Regions from separate parts of the Homo sapiens genome. Here all the other regions are linked to region 1. The links are chromatin contacts, found by Hi-C or POLR2A ChIA-PET in ENCODE. All regions are on one chromosome and are shown on one strand. Each heading gives the region's core, a stretch centred on a gene start or an enhancer-like site at or near the end of the contact. The rest is flanking DNA. Distances are from core to core; before and after follow the strand shown.

Evidence for each region. A loop is a pair of places that touch in the nucleus more often than their neighbours do. ChIA-PET counts read pairs that join two places held with the same protein, here RNA polymerase II (POLR2A). Pooled maps may share reads with other maps.
Region 2: a map of naive thymus-derived CD4-positive, alpha-beta T cell shows a loop between it and region 1 (3-fold over the local background). The contact joins the promoter of KANSL2 here to the promoter of HDAC7 in region 1. A Hi-C loop is called at or near these places in 1 of 168 maps with a recorded cell type or tissue (naive thymus-derived CD4-positive, alpha-beta T cell) and 7 of 50 pooled maps. POLR2A ChIA-PET finds 5 or more read pairs at or near these places in 2 of 52 experiments (both activated T-cell).
Region 3: a loop to region 1 is called in a pooled map, with 4 times the contacts of the local background. The contact joins the promoter of ZNF641 here to the promoter of HDAC7 in region 1. A Hi-C loop is called at or near these places in 4 of 50 pooled maps.

Annotation. Positions count from the first base shown.
Region 1 is chr12:47,818,596-47,821,202 of GRCh38, reverse strand. HDAC7 (histone deacetylase 7) reads left to right here and starts at 1,300. Exons shown (of 26, transcript NM_015401.5): 1 at 1,300-1,436. The coding sequence starts at 1,418. RefSeq lists enhancers at 1-459, 1,798-2,371 and silencers at 1,010-1,349, 1,490-1,569, 1,580-1,889.
Region 2 is chr12:48,680,960-48,683,566 of GRCh38, reverse strand. KANSL2 (KAT8 regulatory NSL complex subunit 2) reads left to right here and starts at 1,329. Exons shown (of 10, transcript NM_017822.4): 1 at 1,329-1,380; 2 at 1,926-2,185. The coding sequence starts at 1,935. RefSeq lists silencers at 982-1,031, 1,072-1,281 and an enhancer at 1,362-1,631.
Region 3 is chr12:48,349,637-48,352,243 of GRCh38, reverse strand. It overlaps ZNF641 (zinc finger protein 641), which reads left to right and starts at 1,325. Exons shown (of 6, transcript NM_001172681.2): 1 at 1,325-1,458. RefSeq lists silencers at 815-894, 1,175-1,604 and enhancers at 570-1,306, 1,745-1,814.

The sequences.
Region 1 (2,607 bases), core at 51-2,550:
GACATGACTCCACCTCTGGGGCTGCCTCAATTTTTCCTTCTCTGGATTCTTGGGGTTTCTTAGGATTGCGGGAGATAGAATGGGGTCAGGGGAAGCTGCTCCTTGGTTTACAATGGTGGCGCCTCACGCTGCAGAGAGCCCAGTGTTCCTGCGTGGTGGACCTCTCCCCTTCCTAGGAGCAGCTCCAGATTGCTGGAGGCAGACACGGCTGACCGGCTAGCCCAGGAAGCACAATGGCGAGGTCCTTAGCCCCTGACCCCTGAATCTGACCTTCTCTCCAGCTAAAAGCGGAGGGAGAGGCAGGGAGGGCCACTGCCTAAAGCCGGCCCTGAGCTGAGTTTATTAGCTGAGGGAGGGCTGGAGGCGGCTGCATTCCGACTCACAGACTGGAACATTTCTGTGATCCGCTGTAATGCACTGGGGGACACTGGGCACATTGCTGAAGTTTGACTCATAGGGACCGGGAGGGGGAAAGAGGGGGGTTGTGGAGGGAGAGGAATGGGAGGAAGAGAGGAAGAGGAGAGGAGGGAAGGAAGTCCCTTGAGAAATTTCTTTAAAAAAAGAAAACTTTCAAAATCTGCACCACCCCCACACCCTTTTTCTTTTAATAGGAACAGGCTGGACCCTTCCGTTCCCCTCAGCAGGCATGGTGTGTGTGTGGGGGTGCCAGTGGGGGAGGGCTGGGCAGTGATTCAAATCAGATCCTGGAACTTTCCTGAGGCAAGTCGTGCTTATGTGTGTGTGTGTGTGGTGGGGGGTGTCCGTCTGGGATTCCTTGTATGGGACATGGGACACCACGCGTGTCCCACTGTGCCCGCGTGTGGCTGCGTGCTTGTGGGCTGTACGGGTATGTAGTGTGTGCACGGGGGTCCACCCCGAAGCCCCAGTGTGTGCTGTGTAAATGATTCTGCCCCTTGTAAACATGGATGCGTGCTCGTGTACGTTGTGTATGCGAGGGTGCGTGCGCCCAGGTAGCTGGGTTTCCGGGAATTGTGCACGGCTCGGAGCGCCTCGCGGCGGCTGGGGCTCGGAGCCGCGGCCGGCGTTCCGGGTTCGGCGCTGCCTCCCCGGCAGTGCGCCGCGCCCCGCCGCGATCTGGCCGCGCGCGGTGTCTGCGGCCCGCCTGTGCGCCGCGCGGTGCAGTGTCTGCCGGGGTGGTGTGTCCCAGGGCCGCGAGCGCCTGCCCCCTCCCTCCCCTCCCCCTTGGCCCGCTCTCAGACTCAGATAAAGCATTTCCTTCCATTGTCATCCTACCCGGCCGGCCGGGCTGCCAGGGCCCTCCCCCTCCCGGCCCCCTCCCTTCCTCTCGCCGTCTCACAGTCGCTCTGCAGCCTCCGGCGACTGGGGGGATGTGAGGCCGGCGCCCCAGCCCCCCGCCCCGCCATGAGCCCCCCGCTCTGAGGGCCCCGGCCCCTGGATGCACAGCCCCGGCGCTGGTGAGTACTGGGCGGCCGCCCCCCGCCCCGCCCTGCGCGCGGCACCCAGCGTCGCCCGCCCAGGCTCGGCCTCCGGCCCTGGCCCCGGCTCCGGCTCCGGCTCCGGCTCGGGCTCCCGCCAGCCCCGCGGGCCCAGCCCGGCTTGCGCCCCCCGACCGCGCCTGTCCCGCCCGGCTCCGCGGGGCTCTGGCAGGCTCCGGGTCGGAGCTGGTTCCGGGGGCCGGAGGGCTCGGGCCTCCCGCGGGGCGCCCACATCCGCCCGCCCCGGGGCAGCTACAGGCCCAAGGGAGGGAGTTGGAGGCCCCGGCCGCCGGTGTGCGGGCCCCACGTCCCATCACCCCTGTTCCCGGGGAGGACGAGCCGAGGGACCGGGGAGGGAGGGACGGCCGCGGTGGCCCGGCGAGGGGGCGGTGCTCCGGGGCGGAAGGTTTGGAAGCGCGAGGGCAAAGGGCAGGACCCACTGAGTTGGGGCTGGGCTTTGTGGGGCTGGACATCAGCGCCCCCATCCCGTGGAGCCGGGCAGGGCCCTACTCAGATCCTTCGGCGGGGAAAGAGGTCCCTTGGAGGGGTCTCTGGCTGGGAGGTTTCTCTGAGCATTGCCCCCCATCCTTGCTCACCCATCAGGGTGAAGAGACACCTGTGCCCTGGTGAGCTGTGGAGGTCAATGCCGGCAGCGGCGCGGGAAGCGGGGCGCCGCAGGCTGTGTGAGGGGTGGGGGACAGGATGTGCACCCCCCAGGCCTGGGGTCTGTTGGTGTTGGGGAGTGTGAGAGCAGGCGGCAAATTTGGCGGATGGGCTGGGTTCCCACGACCAGAGTTTCTAGGCCTGTGGGCCAGGAGAGAGCCCTCTGGGGCCCGCAGGCCACCCAGTGCCCCACCCCCATTGCTTCCCGCTGTGGCTGCCCGTTTGGGTCTGACCTCCCCAGCCACGGCTGCTCCTCACTCCTTCTCCCCGCTGGCTGTCTTGCGCACCCAAAGGCCTCCCCCTGCATCTGGACACTGGCTGTCTCGCTGCCAACGCTCCCTGCCCACTCCCCTAGGCAACATCTGCCTGAGGCCCAGCTCTGCCTGCCGCTTTCTAGGGTGAGAATGGGGCATCGGCCCTCAGCGGCCCTGCTGGGAGCTCAAGATCAACTTCTCAGCCTGTTCCCTGGACTTGCATCTGGACCTGT
Region 2 (2,607 bases), core at 80-2,579, 860 kb before region 1:
TTTATGTTCACTTCCACTGGGACTCATGCTCACTTGCTCGTTAGGCATGGATAAAACATCTTTCTTAAACTGACAGTGAGGAGATAAGAGATGCTGGAAAGCAAAAAATGTCTAGAAGGGTTATGGGAAGAAAGCTAGGAATCATTTCTACAAGTGGTGGAGATGACAGAAAGATGCTTTTAAACTAAAAATCCTTAAAGGATGGTATGATTGGTATTGTGTCTGTCATTTTTATGATACCTGCATTATTTAGCATGGAATTTTAAAGACAGGGCACACAGTTATGAGAAGCAGCCCTAAACTAGAACAAATATTTCCTTATTCTCAGTCCAATGCTCTTTACTATATAAGAGGCAATAAGGGATAAAGAATGCGGGCTGGGTTCAAATTCGTCTTCCTTTCCCATTTAATAGCTATGGTCCCATTCTGTTCCTCAGTCCTCTTATCTGTAAAATGGACATAATACTAACCTGTACCTCTTAGGGTTGCTTTGAAAAATTCAATGACTTTATACATGTAATTCCCAGAATCAGTAAACACCCAAAAAATGTTTCTCAGTGTTCTCTATACCAAATGTTCAGTACATGTATTGAACTGTTCACAAAAGAAAGCTAAAGACTTTTTATGTGTAAACAGTGATCCTCCAGCCTCTGTCTGATTTATTTTTTATTTATATATTTTTTTGAGACGGAGTTTCGCTCTTGTTGCCCAGGCTGGAGTGCAATGGCGCGATATCGGCTCACCGCAATCTCCGCCTCCCAGGTTCAAGAGATTCTCCTGTCTCAGCCTCCCGAGTAGCTGGAATTACAGGCGTGCACCACCACGCCCGGCTAATTTTGTATTTTTAGTAGAGACGGCGTTTCTCCATGTTGCTCAGGCTGGACTCGAGCTCCCGACCTCAGGTGATCTGCCAGCCTCAGCCTCCCAAAGTGTTGGGATTACAGGCGTGAGCCACCGCGCCCGGCCTGTCTGTCTGATTTTATACTAGCTGTGTACAGTGGTGAGGGAACAGCAGCCTAGGACCACAGACTGAGGGTCCAAAAGTAGCCGGAAAACGAGCCACGCTGCAAGGTGGAAAAATATTAGCTGGCAACCCGCCCCGCAGCCCGCTCTCCGCCCCCTTCCCCGGCTCACTCTCCTCCGGGCGGAGTTGCTGACAGACAGTCTGTCTTAGCCACCCCAACCTCGCATTTTCTCAGCGCTCCGCCCTCCCAGACACGATAGGTAGTTGGTCTCGGCCAATGGCGACATCCTGTCATACGAGCGGTAGCCAATGAGTAGCCAGGAGTCCGGAAAGGGGCGAGGCCGATCTGAGAGCCGCTGGCGCCACTAGAGAAGGGCGAGCGGCGCGGCAGAGTGCGGCGCAGCGCAGCTCCTGAGGTAAGATGGCGGTGCTCTTTCCTCTAAGCTCTTGCGGTTGGGCTGCTATTTCGCTCTTTTTGTCAGCTCAGAGCTGCTACTCCGCCTCAAAGCAGTGTCAGAGTCAGTCTCCTTCCTGCAGGCTTCCAGGAGCCAGGATCTCCGGTGACTGGAGCCGTAGGACAAAATGGCGCTCGCATAGGCTTCCGAGGCCAGGCCCAGTCGTGCGCTCTGAGGCAGGCCGGGACAAAGGCGGCGTGCGGGGAGGCGGCGTGGCCGCCGCGTGGGGCTGGTGTTGTCGCTTCCCTTCGTGCTGCAGCTGTGCGAGTCCTGAAGATACATTCAGCGTGGTGTGGTTCGGGGTGGGGCCGGGCATGGAGGGACACGCTAAAGGGAGGCAAAGCCACAGATGCCTGTGGAGACTTGGGGAGGGCGGCGGGGACTTACGGAGCGTACCTTACGGGGACGACTTCTGCATGTCCTTTGGAAACTGTCCGCGCGATCTGTGTGGAGCAGGAATTTTCGGGAAGGGTAAGGGCTTTTTGGTCTTTCGTTTGACCCCGCAGGTTTTGGTTATGAACAGGATTCGGATTCACGTCTTGCCAACCAATCGGGGGAGGATCACTCCAGTGCCCAGGTCTCAGGAACCTCTGTCTTGTGCATTCACTCATCGTCCATGCTCTCACCCTCGTCTGGAGGGGCAGGAGTTTTGCATTAAGCATATCCTTGAAGACAAGAATGCACCCTTCAAGCAGTGTAGTTATATATCGACGAAGAATGGAAAAAGATGTCCCAATGCTGCCCCAAAGCCAGAGAAGAAAGATGGGTATATATGTATAGATATATATGTCGTTTTTCTTAAAGCGAGGGGGTATGTGATATGATGCGGGCTTCAGCATAGCTGCCGCGTTTGAGATTTTGTCCTTGTAAATTTGGGGTTATGGTTGTATCCTTGGAAAACTGAAAAAACGGTGAAGACTGGAAAGACCCTTGAGTTGGATTACTTAGTTCACCTCTTTGGTTCTTTTCCCTTATCTGTAAAATAAAGGCATATTCTAAATTAGTCTTTTTTTTTTTTTTTTTTTTTTTAAGAGAGATGGGGTCTTGCTATTTTGACCAGGCCGGTCTCAAACTCCTGGCCTCAAGGTATCCTCCCATCTCGGCCTCCCAGAGTGCTGGGATTACAGGCGTGAGCGACCGCGCCCGGCCCTAAAGTTAATTTTTTGGCGGGGGGGCGGCGCACAGATT
Region 3 (2,607 bases), core at 76-2,575, 530 kb before region 1:
CCCGGGATAAAAATTCTGGCTCTACTACTACCCCGACATATCCCATGATCTGCTCCTAGAATATGCTCTATACTCTTCCCAACTGCGTGTCTACTGCATTTTCCTCTTTCATTAGACAGCCCTCCTGACTCTTCTCTGCCTCACGATTTCTGTCAGAGTGGGGGGCCTTCTCTGACCTCCGTCCCATACGTGGTCACTTCTCTTTGCTTCAAGTGCAGCGTACGTTCCTCTGTTTTAGAATCTACGTTTTTATTGCAAATATTTGTTGACATGTGCTTCCCCAGACTGTGAATCCTTTAACTCCCAGCATTTAGTTACAGTGTCTGGCACACGTAGAAAATAAATATGCATTAAACGAATGATTGTCACATATGACCTTAAGTGAGTCAATTATTTTTTAAGTCTACTAAATAAAATTTTTGAAAATTGTTGTAATGATGAAATAAGGAATGTGAATGTGACTTGTAGGTTATAAACAGATTCTAACAGCAATGGGTTTACTCACTGTTTGTAGGCCCTTCTCATCTTTTCTAGTCAAATCCATCTTAATGCTGCAAGGTAGCACTATCCAATAGAAATATAATGCAAGCCATATTTATAGCCACATTTAAAAAGTTAAAACCAGGTGAAATTAATTTTAATATATTTAACCCAATATACCCAAAATATCACTTTTTAAATTAAATCTTCTAAATCTTGGAACACATCTCTATTCAGACCAGCCACATTTCGAGAGCTCAGGTGTCACCTGCGGCTACGGCTCCCGCAAATGGGACAGCAGCCGCAAGGCCAACTTCAGATAGCAACCTGACTTCCCCTCAGGCAGAATAAGTGACTCCTCCTCAGTGCTCTCTCAAGCCCTTTATCCTATCGTGAAAACTAGAGGGTACGCTCCTTGAGGAATTCCAGACTGTTGTCTGGAGAAATCGCTCTCGGCCTCGGTCTGGCCTGTAACGGGCGGTTACGCAATTCCAGGTAATTGACGAACCCTGAGGACAGAACTCCGTGGGAGGCCCAGTAGCCAGAGCGGAAAATGGTCAGTCAGGCAAGAGTGCGGGCAAGTGGCCACAGCAGGCTGCGATTCCGGCGCCCGCCGCCCTCCAAGCGTCTCGGGCCGCACCCTCCCCACAGCGGCGGGCGCGGAGGTCCCGGGTTCGCGTTTGGGGGCGCCTGAGCCGCAGCCCCGCCCCCTCCCGTCCCTCCCTCCCTCCCTCCCTCCCACTCCTCTCCCTCCCACTCCTCTCCCTCCCACTCCCCGCACCTCCGCCGCCGCAGAGCCCCGGAAGCGGGCGGGGATTTCCTGTGCCCGCCCCGCCCCGCCCGCGCCTGCCGGGCCGCCGTCTCCGCCTGTCGCTGGCTCCGCCGGCCGCCGGCTCCCAGACGCAAGCGGAGGGCGGAGGGGAGGGGCAGGCGGCGCCCGGGAGGGAGGCACCGGGCCGCGGGCCAAGCCTACCGGGGGTGAGTGGAGCCGGGCCGGAGGGAGCTGCGGCTGGAGGGAGGGACGCCTGGCTTCCCGGGGCGGCTGGTGGGGGCTCGGTCACCCATAGGGGCTGGGAGGAGGATCGGCGCGTCTTCCGGGTTGCTGCCTTTCCCGGGGGTCTGCCCCGCTGACATTCTGTGCCCGCCTCTCGCCCTGTCTCCCCGTGCCCATCGCAACTGTCAGGCCCTGCGGGCTCCCGCCGCTGTCACTCGCGCACAGGTTACCCCGTGGCTCCCTTTCTCTTCACTTGCTCATGCCCCAGCTCATGGGAAACCTGTTTTCTGACCTCACTTCCCCTGCTCCAGTTCTGCCTTGCTCGGATTCTCTGAAATCTGACCCTTTCCAGGGGCACTGTGACAAGAAGAAGGGAAGAAGCAACCTTACCCCTGAGCAGGCTCCCGTCCCGCCCATGCCCTACCCGTGGCAGGGGCCAGGGTTCTCTGATGGACGGAGCCAACTCGTCCGTGTGCCCTTGGGCTACTCATTTTTATAACATGGCCCCTTTTCTGTTCATCAGCACTGGCTGCAGAAACTTCCTTTTGCAGGTCCCTTGCTACCCATATGTGTGAAGAAAAGGGGGAAATGAAAGCCCTAGAACCCACACTGCAGTGGGCATGGGATCATCCTGGAACCAGGAGAAACGAGGTTAGGGCTACCACCTTAACCGCCCAGGTGCTGGCTCTGCGTGAATATCTTAGGAAATGCAAGCTGAGGACAGGTACCCATCCCATCCTTTGCTGAGATTTTTGCTAGCACTTCCACGGATTTCTGTCAGTGGTATAGAAAAACTTACAGCTGGCCCAATGGGCTCTGCACAAAGAGGCTTCCCATTAAGAGACTCTGCTACCTGGGGGAGATGGAGAAAGGGTTTGAGACAAGTGTCCAGATATGTAGCTAGAGGTAAAGCCTTCAGGGAGGATTTGCACAGGAGCTAGAGAACCAGAAAGATGGGACGAAGAGGGAGAATTAGTGCCCTGTGTGTTAAAAGTGGATACAGAGCTGGAATTCAGAGAAGAGAGCTAAAATGGAAGTTTCCCTTTATTGCTTTAGCAAGAATTTTCCTTTCTCATGAAAAGTCTCTGAAAAGGAAACCTCCTAGGCTGGGAATCAGTCCAGGGTGCTCCCAT